2 separate regions of the Homo sapiens genome follow, and region 2 is linked to region 1. The links are chromatin contacts, found by Hi-C or POLR2A ChIA-PET in ENCODE. All regions are on one chromosome and are shown on one strand. The core of a region is the stretch at or near the end of the contact, and the rest is flanking DNA. Distances in the headings are between cores, read along the strand shown. Region 1 overlaps PLCL2 (phospholipase C like 2). Region 2 overlaps PLCL2 (phospholipase C like 2).

The links. A loop is a pair of places that touch in the nucleus more often than their neighbours do. ChIA-PET counts read pairs that join two places held with the same protein, here RNA polymerase II (POLR2A). Pooled maps may share reads with other maps.
Region 2: a loop to region 1 is called in a map of CD8-positive, alpha-beta T cell, with 2.0 times the contacts of the local background. The contact joins two enhancer-like sites. A Hi-C loop is called at or near these places in 6 of 168 maps with a recorded cell type or tissue (CD8-positive, alpha-beta T cell, PC-3, breast epithelium and 3 more) and 4 of 50 pooled maps. POLR2A ChIA-PET finds 5 or more read pairs at or near these places in 4 of 52 experiments (CD8-positive, alpha-beta T cell, OCI-LY7, activated B cell and 1 more).

What each region holds. Positions count from the first base shown.
Region 1 is chr3:17,020,689-17,025,738 of GRCh38, forward strand. The region is part of intron 3 of PLCL2 (phospholipase C like 2); the gene reads left to right. Among named protein-coding and RNA genes, the nearest start is that of PLCL2-AS1, 31 kb to the right of the region's middle. RefSeq lists enhancers at 2,342-2,561, 2,632-2,711. Within about 2 kb of position 2,448, at least 3 of the 41 ENCODE cell types and tissues checked have a DNase peak (open chromatin) inside an H3K27ac peak, as active enhancers do.
Region 2 is chr3:17,074,207-17,079,118 of GRCh38, forward strand. All of the region lies in intron 5 of PLCL2 (phospholipase C like 2), which reads left to right. Among named protein-coding and RNA genes, the nearest start is that of PLCL2-AS1, 22 kb to the left of the region's middle. Within about 2 kb of position 3,607, at least 8 of the 41 ENCODE cell types and tissues checked have a DNase peak (open chromatin) inside an H3K27ac peak, as active enhancers do.

The sequences.
Region 1 (5,050 bases), core at 1,198-3,697:
GGATATTATTTGCTCTCTCTGAGTGTTTTTATTTAAGTTGCTGAGTAGTCTCTTCTAACACATGACTTTAAATATTTCTTAAATAAAACAAGGTTATTTAAATAAAATATGTGAAATGAAGGTTTTTTTCCTTACACAGAAATGTTGGCAGTTGACATGCAGCATCATGAACATTCTGGGTTAAGTTGTTGGTATGGTGTCATATACTTTTTCTTGTTACTTCTTAATTCAGTGAAGAGATAAATCACACTTCATAATTAATGGAGTCTGCTGGTTTGGACCAAGCCAGAGATGATCTGTAATAAGGTTACTATTGATCCCCATCTCCTTTGTGGCTTCTTTTATCACTCTCCTGCCTCAGTCATTAAAAGCTTCTTTTAATTAGAGTTGTCGACACTACCAACTTTTATAACTGTAGAAAAAAGACCAGATGGAATATTGTGCTTTGGGATAAGAATAAGCTAAAAATGAATGAAAGAAGGAAGGGAGGGTGGAAGGGAGTTTTGGGAAAGGTAGATGCATCCTACAGAGTGATGATTTGAAACCCAAAGGCTGTTGTTTAATCTGATGACTGGAGAGGTCCAGCCAATGTTTCCAAAATCAGTTTCTCTGAAATCATCAAAACCATTGATGAGCCATTTTGTAATGGTTCAAGTTACCAAGCCAGTGGAAGTGAAAATAAATGTTTAAACGATACAGTGTGCTGGTAACATCACATGTATTATCAGATGAGAAGTACCAGGCCACCACACAGTGATCGGGAGCTGGGAGATTGAGAAACCTTTGGGAGATTGTGCTTCAAGCATGTAAGTGGTGGTAATTGTAAGATTTTCCTTCTGATCCAGTTTTCTAGCTTAACATGTCTCCACAGAAACCACTGAGGAACACATATTCTTAAAGTATTCTTACACACACACACACACACACACACACACACACACACCCCAGATACTAAGCAAGGAACAGTTGAGGAAAGAGTAGCACTTTAGGGGATGGCAGTCTGCTTGAAAGAGACTTAATCACATAGCATCACAGAGCAGCTTTTATCCATTAAGTTGGATATCCATCTCTAAACTCTCTGGGAGGATGACTTTAATAGATTTCAACATGTTGTCAGATGATGTCCTCAGACAAGAAATGATAAATGCTATTAAGCAAGCTACTATGTCATCTGACATACTAACAGTCTGATTTAAAATTGCAAAGTAAGCAAGGAAACAAGAGCTGGGGTGCCATCCAGCCCTATTGGTGAATGAGAAATGGGACCCGGCTGTTAGCATCACTTCAGTTCCTGGGTAGATTTCATTTGAGCCATCACCACCTAGAGAACTGTTAGGGGGCAGTGGTTTAGGGCCATGTATTTGATAGGGTCTCCATGGTTTTACTTTTCTGTTTAGAGCATTTTTATTGTTTTTTAAAGGGGCAAAGGCAGATTGCTAATTTTTCAAACACTTTAGTTCCCTGAATCTGGTAGAAAATATGAATATATCTGAAACCCAAAGCTCAAGAAAAGTTAGGGAACTTCTTTGTAAACCTATGCTTTACGCAAAAGAATACTACTACATTTTTTATAAAACTAAGATATTCGAAGTACTGTAGTCTTTTTTCTTCCTATGCAAAAGTAGAGGAGTTACTTCCTATGTTCCCATCAAATTCCACATCGAATATTGGATTTTGCTCCTGTATAATTTCTTCAAGGCTTATTTTTGATACTTTTTCGATAGTTTCTCTGTGTTTCTGCAGTGGCTGAAGGTGCCTCCTAAGTTCTTTGCTAAGTTCTTCTCTCTGTCAAGGACCCTTACAGGAAATTTAAAAAAAAGAAAGAAAGAAAGAAAAGGATTTTATGTATCTTTAAAATTCTGTTAGTGCTCTGGAGATAATATACACAGTTCTTTTGGTCAACTGGCAGTTTCCAAAGCTGCGAGGAAGCACTTAGCTTCCTTATCCCCATTTATTCAGTAAACTTTTTGTCATTACTAGACTTTGAATAAATAAACTTTAATTGAGTGGAGGAGGCAATGCTGGCTGACTTCTCATTTCTGTGGCCCTAATTCTAGTTGAGCCTTTAATCACCTTATGCTGTATGGCAGAGTTTGAGTTCAAGCTTCATACTCATCCCAGGTGAAAAAGAAAATGTAACTTTCTTACCTCTCTTATGAGGGAGGTAGATGTCCCTGGATTTTAATTCTGTTGGTAAACTTCATCTATTGCATTCATTACGTTATTCGTTTTGGACTGTAAATGCTAAGCTCTTTAGGTAAAATGCTCAGTCTCTCTGACTTTCTCTCTTTCCCCCTCTTCCTTCACAAAGTGGCCAGTGGTTGCTTGGAGAGGGTGTGGTTGCAAACCCTTCTTTTTGTGTTCTTGGCAAAGAATGTCTAAACATCTAAAGCCACCATCCTCTCCTCCACTTTCTATTCACCTCGAGGTGGGTACATAGTGGGGGGATTTCCCAGCTCCAACATGAGTCACTCAATACTGCAAGAGGCGTTATTTCCTCCTCTCTGTTCTCTCGTCAAGAAAGCTGCAAGAGCCAGCTCCTTTCCTCCTGCCTCAGAGCTGCAATTCCCTTGGCTCAACCTTTGTATTTGGAAGGAAGTCTCCTCCACCTTAGGGGATAACACTCTGTGATCTACGGGTTGTTTCCCCATGATATGGTTTGGCTGTGTCCCCACCCAAATCTCAACTTGAATTGTATCTCCCAGAATTCCCCCGTGTTGTGGGAGGGACCCAGGGGGAGGTAGTTGAATCATGGGGGCCAGTCTTTCCTGTGCTATTCTTGTGATAGTGAATAAGTCTCATGAAACCTGATGGGTTTATCAGGGATTTCCACTTTGCTTCTTTCTTATTCTCTCTTGCCACCACCATGTAAGAAATGCCTTTCACCTTCTGCCATGATTGTGAGACCTCCCCAGCCATGTGGAACTGTAAGTCATATTAATCCTCCTTTTATTCCCAGTCTCGGGTATGTCTTTATCAGCAGCATGAAAACAGACTAATACACTCGATATGTTGAAATAATTTAGAACATAGTTTGATAAATCCTGATTTTCAAGTCTATCATTTTGGTGGGAACCTGAGCAAAAATCTAATTTGACCTTTAAAACTGACAAATGTCTCTGTGTTCATAAGATAGTTGCTCCTCATCCAAGCTCTGAAACTTGTCCTTTGAATAGGTGGAAAGCTCCAGGGAAAACATGATTCATTAACTATGGCAGCATCTGTGAAAAGAAATAACTTATTGACACCATCCCCATCACACTTGTGAGACTGTTGAAGCCACCCAGCCTGCAGCCTTTCCCTCTCTGCTGCAGTTCATCCTCTGGTTTGCCTTAAAGACATTCTTCCTGAAATATCTCCCAGAGAAAGGCCTAGGTATTTCTGGGAGGGTCCAAGAGGTAGAGTTAGAAGTATGATGTGATAACTTTAAGAACTAAGCCAGCTGGAAGGATTATATTGTGATCATCAAGAACAGTGGAGCCAAATTGCTCTGTTACCTTGACTATTTTTGTTAGGTGAATAACATTTTTTCGTAGAGCATCCTGGAAAAGTGGCATCCCTTTGGTGTGTTGAGATTGATGAAGAATTTGAGTTAAGCCTAATAATTGCCAAGAGAGAGAAAAAGGAGGGTGAAGTGTGAGAGGAATATCTTTAAGAACATACACTTCATGTCTATTTTCTTCTAGCAATTGAATCTTTCCAGCATCAAGATTTTTTATTTACTGTTGAAACGTGCATCAAACACTACTGGCAATAGTATAAAGCCCTTTTTAAAAAAAGTTTTTATAGCATCTAGGATCTGTGCAGTATCTTAAATTGTGTAATTATTTTTGTAGTATGCACAGAATAGTATTGTCTCTACATTCAGTTTTGTGGATTGTGATTGTCCTCTTTGTGGAAATTCAAACAGAAAAGCAATGATCAAAGAAACAAAGAGCTTAATTGGCTTTCCATGTGTGGTAATTTGTATGTCTTTATGCAGTTTGTGAGTTCCAAATCTTTTCAGATTGACGAAAATGAAGACTAGCTGACCTAGAACATGTGACTCATAGCTCATTAATGCATTCAGCCTCCTTCTCCCTTTGAGCTGGGAGCCTCCTGCTCCCTATTACTTGGGACCCAGAGGAGACCCATGTTGCTCCTTGATCCTTCAATCTGTGCTGTGGGCACAGAGGCGGCTGTGCCAGCTTGTGCTGGCTACTTTGAAAGAAAAACAGATGTGTTCATCTTCATCCATATGTTTATGGAGACTAGTGATAGAAACCTGGGCGCTTCATGAGTGTGGGCCCCGTTTGAAACCCCAAGTACTCCTTGAGCCACACCCTATTGGAGGGCACGGGATATACACCTTTACTGTTGAATTTAATTAGTTGTCCTAATGGTGGCAACTTCTGACCAGGTAGGATGATGTGAAGCCTGTCGTGGTTGTTCACTGCACCTGTGAATGAAGATGGAACATATTCAGGTTAGAGTTTAGAAAGTGTGTAAAGTTGCAGTGATAATATAATTTTATTGTTTAGAATCCTTATGTTCTTGATATCCTTCCTTGGCTCTATAAATGCAAGATCCATTCTTCAGGAATTAATTCAATCTATTGCCACCCATTCTTATGTAGTTTAGAGAGGTATATACTTTTTTATGGAGAAATTTGTCAGTGTTACATGTCCAGTGGAGTTGAGTTGGGAAGACTGAAGTTATATCAGTCACTTCAATCAAATTGTTAGTGGTGAGACATGGGTTTGTTTGTAAGTGCCATGATGAGCTGCTCTATATTTGTGGACATGAGCTTTTGGGATGTACAATCACATTTTATAAGAAAAAATGGAATAATTTGGATGGAATATACTTTATAAAATGAAGCTATTGAAATAACCAGTTTATATGAGAAATCAGATATTTCAGAATTGTTTTGTAAATGTGATTGTTGACACCTACTTGGGCCACCTTCTGGCAGTAAGGTGTGCTAATTTCTGACCCTTTTTTCTGTCTGTTATGTCCCTGGTCATGAGCTGGAAAAAAATTCTAAGGTGTTTCTTCACAACCTTCTGAA
Region 2 (4,912 bases), core at 2,357-4,856, 55 kb after region 1:
TTAGCAGGCATGAAAGCAATATTAATCTCCTTGTGCATCCCTATCAGAGTGCTTGGATGACCAGGTACATTGTTGATATGCAGTAATATTGTGAAAGGAATCTTTTTTACTGAGCAGTAGGTCCCAGCTGTGGGCTTAAAATATTCAGGAAACCATGCTGTAAACACGTATGTTCTCATCTAGGCTTTATTGATCCATTTATAGAGCACGGGCAGAGTAAATTTAGCATAATACTTAAGGGCCCTAGGATTTTCAGAATGGCCAATTAGCATCGGCTGCTACTTACAGCCACCAGCTGCATTATTCCCTAACAAGAATATCAAACTGTCCTTTGAACCCTTGAAGCCAAGCATTGACTTCTCCTTTTGAGCCATGAAAGCCCTAGATGGCATCTTCTTTCAATAGAAGGCTGTTTCATCTACATTGAAAATCTGTTGTTTAGTATAGCCACCTTCATCAATGATCTTGGCTAAATCTTCTGGGTAACTCACTGCACCTTCTACATCAGCACTTGCTGCTTCGCATTGCACTTTGATGTGGTGGAGATGGCTTATTTCCTTAAACCTATGACCCAACCACTGCTAGCCTCCAGCTTGTCTTCTGCAACTTTCTTACCTCTCTTAGACTTCATAGAATTGAAGAGAGTTAGGGCCTTGCTCTGGATTAGGCTTTGGCTTAAGAGAACATTGTGGCTGGTTTGATCTCCTATTGAGACCACTCAAACTTTCTCCATATCAGCAATAAGGCAGTTTTGCTTTCTTATCATTCATGAGTTCAGTAGAATAGCACTTTAAATTTCCTTCACAAACTTTTCCTTTGCATTAACAACTTGGATAAATGTTTGGTGCAAGAGACCTAGCTTTTGGCTCATGTTGGCTTTTGACTTGAACTTGGCCTTCCTCAGTAAGCTTCATTATTTCTAGTTTTTTATTTCAAGTGCAACTCTTCTTTTCACTTGAACACTTGGAGGCCTTTGTAAGGTTATTTTTTGGCCTAATTTTCATATTGTTATGTCTCAGGAACTTTGCATGTCATTAGGGAGGCCTGAAGAGACAGAGATGGAGAGTGACCAGTGGAACAGTCAGAACACACACAACATTTACCAATTAAGTTTGCTGTCTTATAAGGAAGGGCACACTTTATGGTGCCCCAAAATAATTAGTAACATCAAAGACCACCAATCACAAATCACAATAACTAATATAATAATAGTGAAAAAGTTTGAAATATTGCAAGAATTACCAAAGAGTGACACAGAAACACAAAGTGAACACATGCTGTTGGAAAAATGACACTGTAGACTTGCTTGACGCAAGGTTGCCACAAACCTTCAATGTGTAAAAAAAAAAAAAAAAAAATGCAGTATCTGTGAAGTGTGATAAAATAAAGTATGTCTGGAGTCATGCAACCCCCAGCACAATGATGGTAGGGCATTGTTGTCACCCTGCTCCCCCAAATTGCATTGTGCCCCTTTGTAGTAAAATCCTTTATGTTGGCAACCACTTATCTCATTTCTATCTCTATAGTTTGACCTGTGCCAGAATGTCATATAAATGGAATTACATGGCATACAGTCTTTTCTGCCTGGCTTATTTCATGTAGCATTGTGCTTTTGAGTCATACAAGTTAATGTAGGTTTCAGTACTCCATTCCTTTTTATTGCTAAATAGTATTCTGTTTTATGGATATAACACATTTTGTTTATACCTGCACCAATTTATGGACATTTGTGTTGTTTCCAATTTTTAGCTATTACAAATAAACCTGCAATGAACATTCACATATCAGTCTTTGTATGGACATGCTTTTATTCTTCTTGGGTAAATATGAGTGGGATTGCTGGGTCACATGGCAAATGTGTGTGAGACTGATAAGAAACTGCCACAGTGCTTTAAAAACAACTGATGTTCCATTTTGCCTTTCCCCAGCAGTGTTGCAAGGGTTTTAGTTGCACCACATCCTTGTCAACACTTGGAATTATCAGTTTTGTCATTCCAGTAAGTGGATGGGGGTTGAGCATCTTTGTGTGTACGTGAGTTTTAAAAAATATCTGACTGACTCTAATGTGGTTTTCTTTATGTTTCTTCTGCTTGGGGTTGGTTGAGATTTTTAGATATGTGAATTTGTAGTTTTTAACAAATTTGGAAACTTTTTGGTGATTATTTCCTGAAATTTGTTTCTGTCTTACCCTTTCTACCATCTCCTTCTGTAACTCCAATTATATGTATAAATATACTGCTTGATATTATCCCACAATCACAGATGCTTATTCATTAGTTTTTAAGTACTTTCTGTGGTTTAAAAAAAAATTTTTTTGAGACAGGATCTCACTCTTGCCCAGGCTGGAGTGCAGTGGCGTGAACACTACTCATTGCAGCCTCAACCTTCTGGGCCGAAATGATCCTCTCATCTCAGCCTCCTGAGTAGCTGGGACCACAGGCACGTGCTACCATGCCTGGATAATTTGTACGTTTTTTGTAGAGACTAGGTTTTGCCATGTTCCCCAGGTTGGTTTCAAACTCCTGGCCTCAAACAATCCTCCCACTTCAGCCTCCCAAGGTGTAAGAATTACCGCACTCAGCCGTTTCCTTTTTGTTTTCTTTTTTAATTCTTGATATTTTTATTGCCATGTCCTTGAGCAATATTGCTATATTTTCAAGCAACACTTCTGTTTTCTGTAATATCTAATCTGCCATTAATCCTATTCAGTTTTTTAATTTCAAATTTGTCATGTTTCTGTTCATGCTAGTCATATCCTCTACCTTCTTGAAGACATGTCATATATTCACAATAGCCGTTTTCCAGCCTCTTCCTCTCCACTCTTGGCCCCTCATGTTCTAGCCACTGTCGGCTCCCTGAACTCCACACTCTGTCTTCTCACCCCAGTGGGACTGCTGGGCTCTGTTTGAGTTCCCCTTTCCTGCACTGCATCTGGAAACTGCAAGCAGTAAGCTGGACACGGTTGTTTGTATTTCTTCTCTCAGGATCACTGTGTTGTACTATCTGAAAATCATTGTTTTCTGCATTCTGTCTGGTTTTCTAATTGTATGCCAGCCACACTTCCAACTTTTCCTGTGTCATTTCTTTCTTCCCACCCTCTGCCCCATCTGCTACTCCATGAAACAGAATGCTCACTCCGTTTGCATCTCTCTGGTTTGGTTGTGTTTGAGATAGAACTTTCAGGACTTTTATGACTTGCCAACATGACTTCTGTGAGTTTTAGTTCATAGAATGATTATACCCTTTTTTTAGTTTTGCTGCTGTTTGTGGCTTTTTGCTTGGCTTTGTTTTTGCTCATTTCATCAGGAATGTAGAATGGAAATTCTGTAATGCATTTTCAATCCACCAGCTTAATCAAGACTTCCTCTACCTTTATTTTCCAGTTACCAAAATATTCACTGTACTGGTGGTAATTTTCACTGTGTCAATTGATTGCCATTCCTAAAATGGTAGAATCTCATACTAGAAGAGTCCTGTTTTCATTGGTCTGTTTTGGTTACCAAGAGTAGAAACTCACTCTGGCCAGCTCACAGAGGAGTCGCCACAGATGCTGGCTCACACAAGGGATCATGAGAGGGACAGGGACCTCAGGGAACTTGGAGACCGGAAACTGCAGTCCAGCCTCATGACAATAGCAAGCTGTTCGGAAACCTGGCAGCCCCCGAGGTAGCTGCTCCTCTCTGTGGAACAGGGGTCTTTCTGCTTATCTTTCTGCCTCTTCTCCATTCTGCTTCCTCTGCTGGCTGGCTCGTTCTGTTCACTCAGAGTTTCTACTGCTTTATAACTTGTTCTGGCCTTGGTCTGTTCTTTACCATATCCTCTAAGCATTTATTTCAAGTACTCAATCTATTTGTATTTCCTGCCTCAGCCTAGCCTTTTAGCTGCAGACCAGTGGTCCCGATAAACCTCCTCTTGTATTAAGTGTCCTTGGATCAGGTTCTCCCCCTGCTTTAATCCACTTTGTCCAGGAAGGTATTGTCAGCACAAAATATGGCTCCCTTTAGTGGCTGTTTCGGTTATCTATTGCTGTATAACAAACCACTGCAAAACTAGTGGCTTGAAACAATGACTTCTCATTTCTCGTGATTCTTGGGTTAGCTGGGCTCAGCCAGATGGTTTTGCTGCTCCATGTGATATTAGCTGGGATCACTTAAGAGATTTGTTCTGCTGGGAACTCAGCTTGGCCTGGAACATCGAAGAAGGTACTCACATGGCTGGATCTCATCTGGGGTGGCTGGGATGGCTGGGCTTTTTTTTTTTATAGCATCTATATCGTATCTTGGACTTGAATTAAGCTTGTTACAACCGAAGATGTTTTCCAGATGAATGGCTGCCAGGCTAGCTCTCCTGACCTGTGCCCCTCTACCATCAGAAACAAGGCTATCAATAAACCCTAAAAGTAATTAGAGATTCATTCTCTTTAGGAACCTAAAACTTCTGCCAAAACATAAATCAATAAACCAGATGGTTTTTGCACCTGGTAGACATTTGTCTTGATTTTCTTCATTTTTACCTGAGGTACAGTGCTTATCTTGAAGACTTAAAGACTGGCATTTGTTTCCTTTTTGAAATTACCATGATGGTTGATGTATGACTCCTTTTATTGAGGCTCATATCTTTTAGTTATTTTTATTTATTATAGGTAGTATAGTATGTTGTCTCTTTTCCTGAAAAGCTATAATTGACTGAAAGCCATTTCTCTATTTAGTGTGTGAAAATTTCTCAGAATGGCTCAGAAAATCAAACTATAGTAGCGTTTGTCATTAGGCAGGCTGTTCTTTCTGGTCCATTTGAAATACAGTAAAACCTCAAACATTGGGACCCCACTCATGTGGAGTTTGTGATTACTCAGCTAATGTTTGACTGTGTAAATGGTGTGCTTGAAAGATTAATAGCGCGAAGGAGGTGCTTA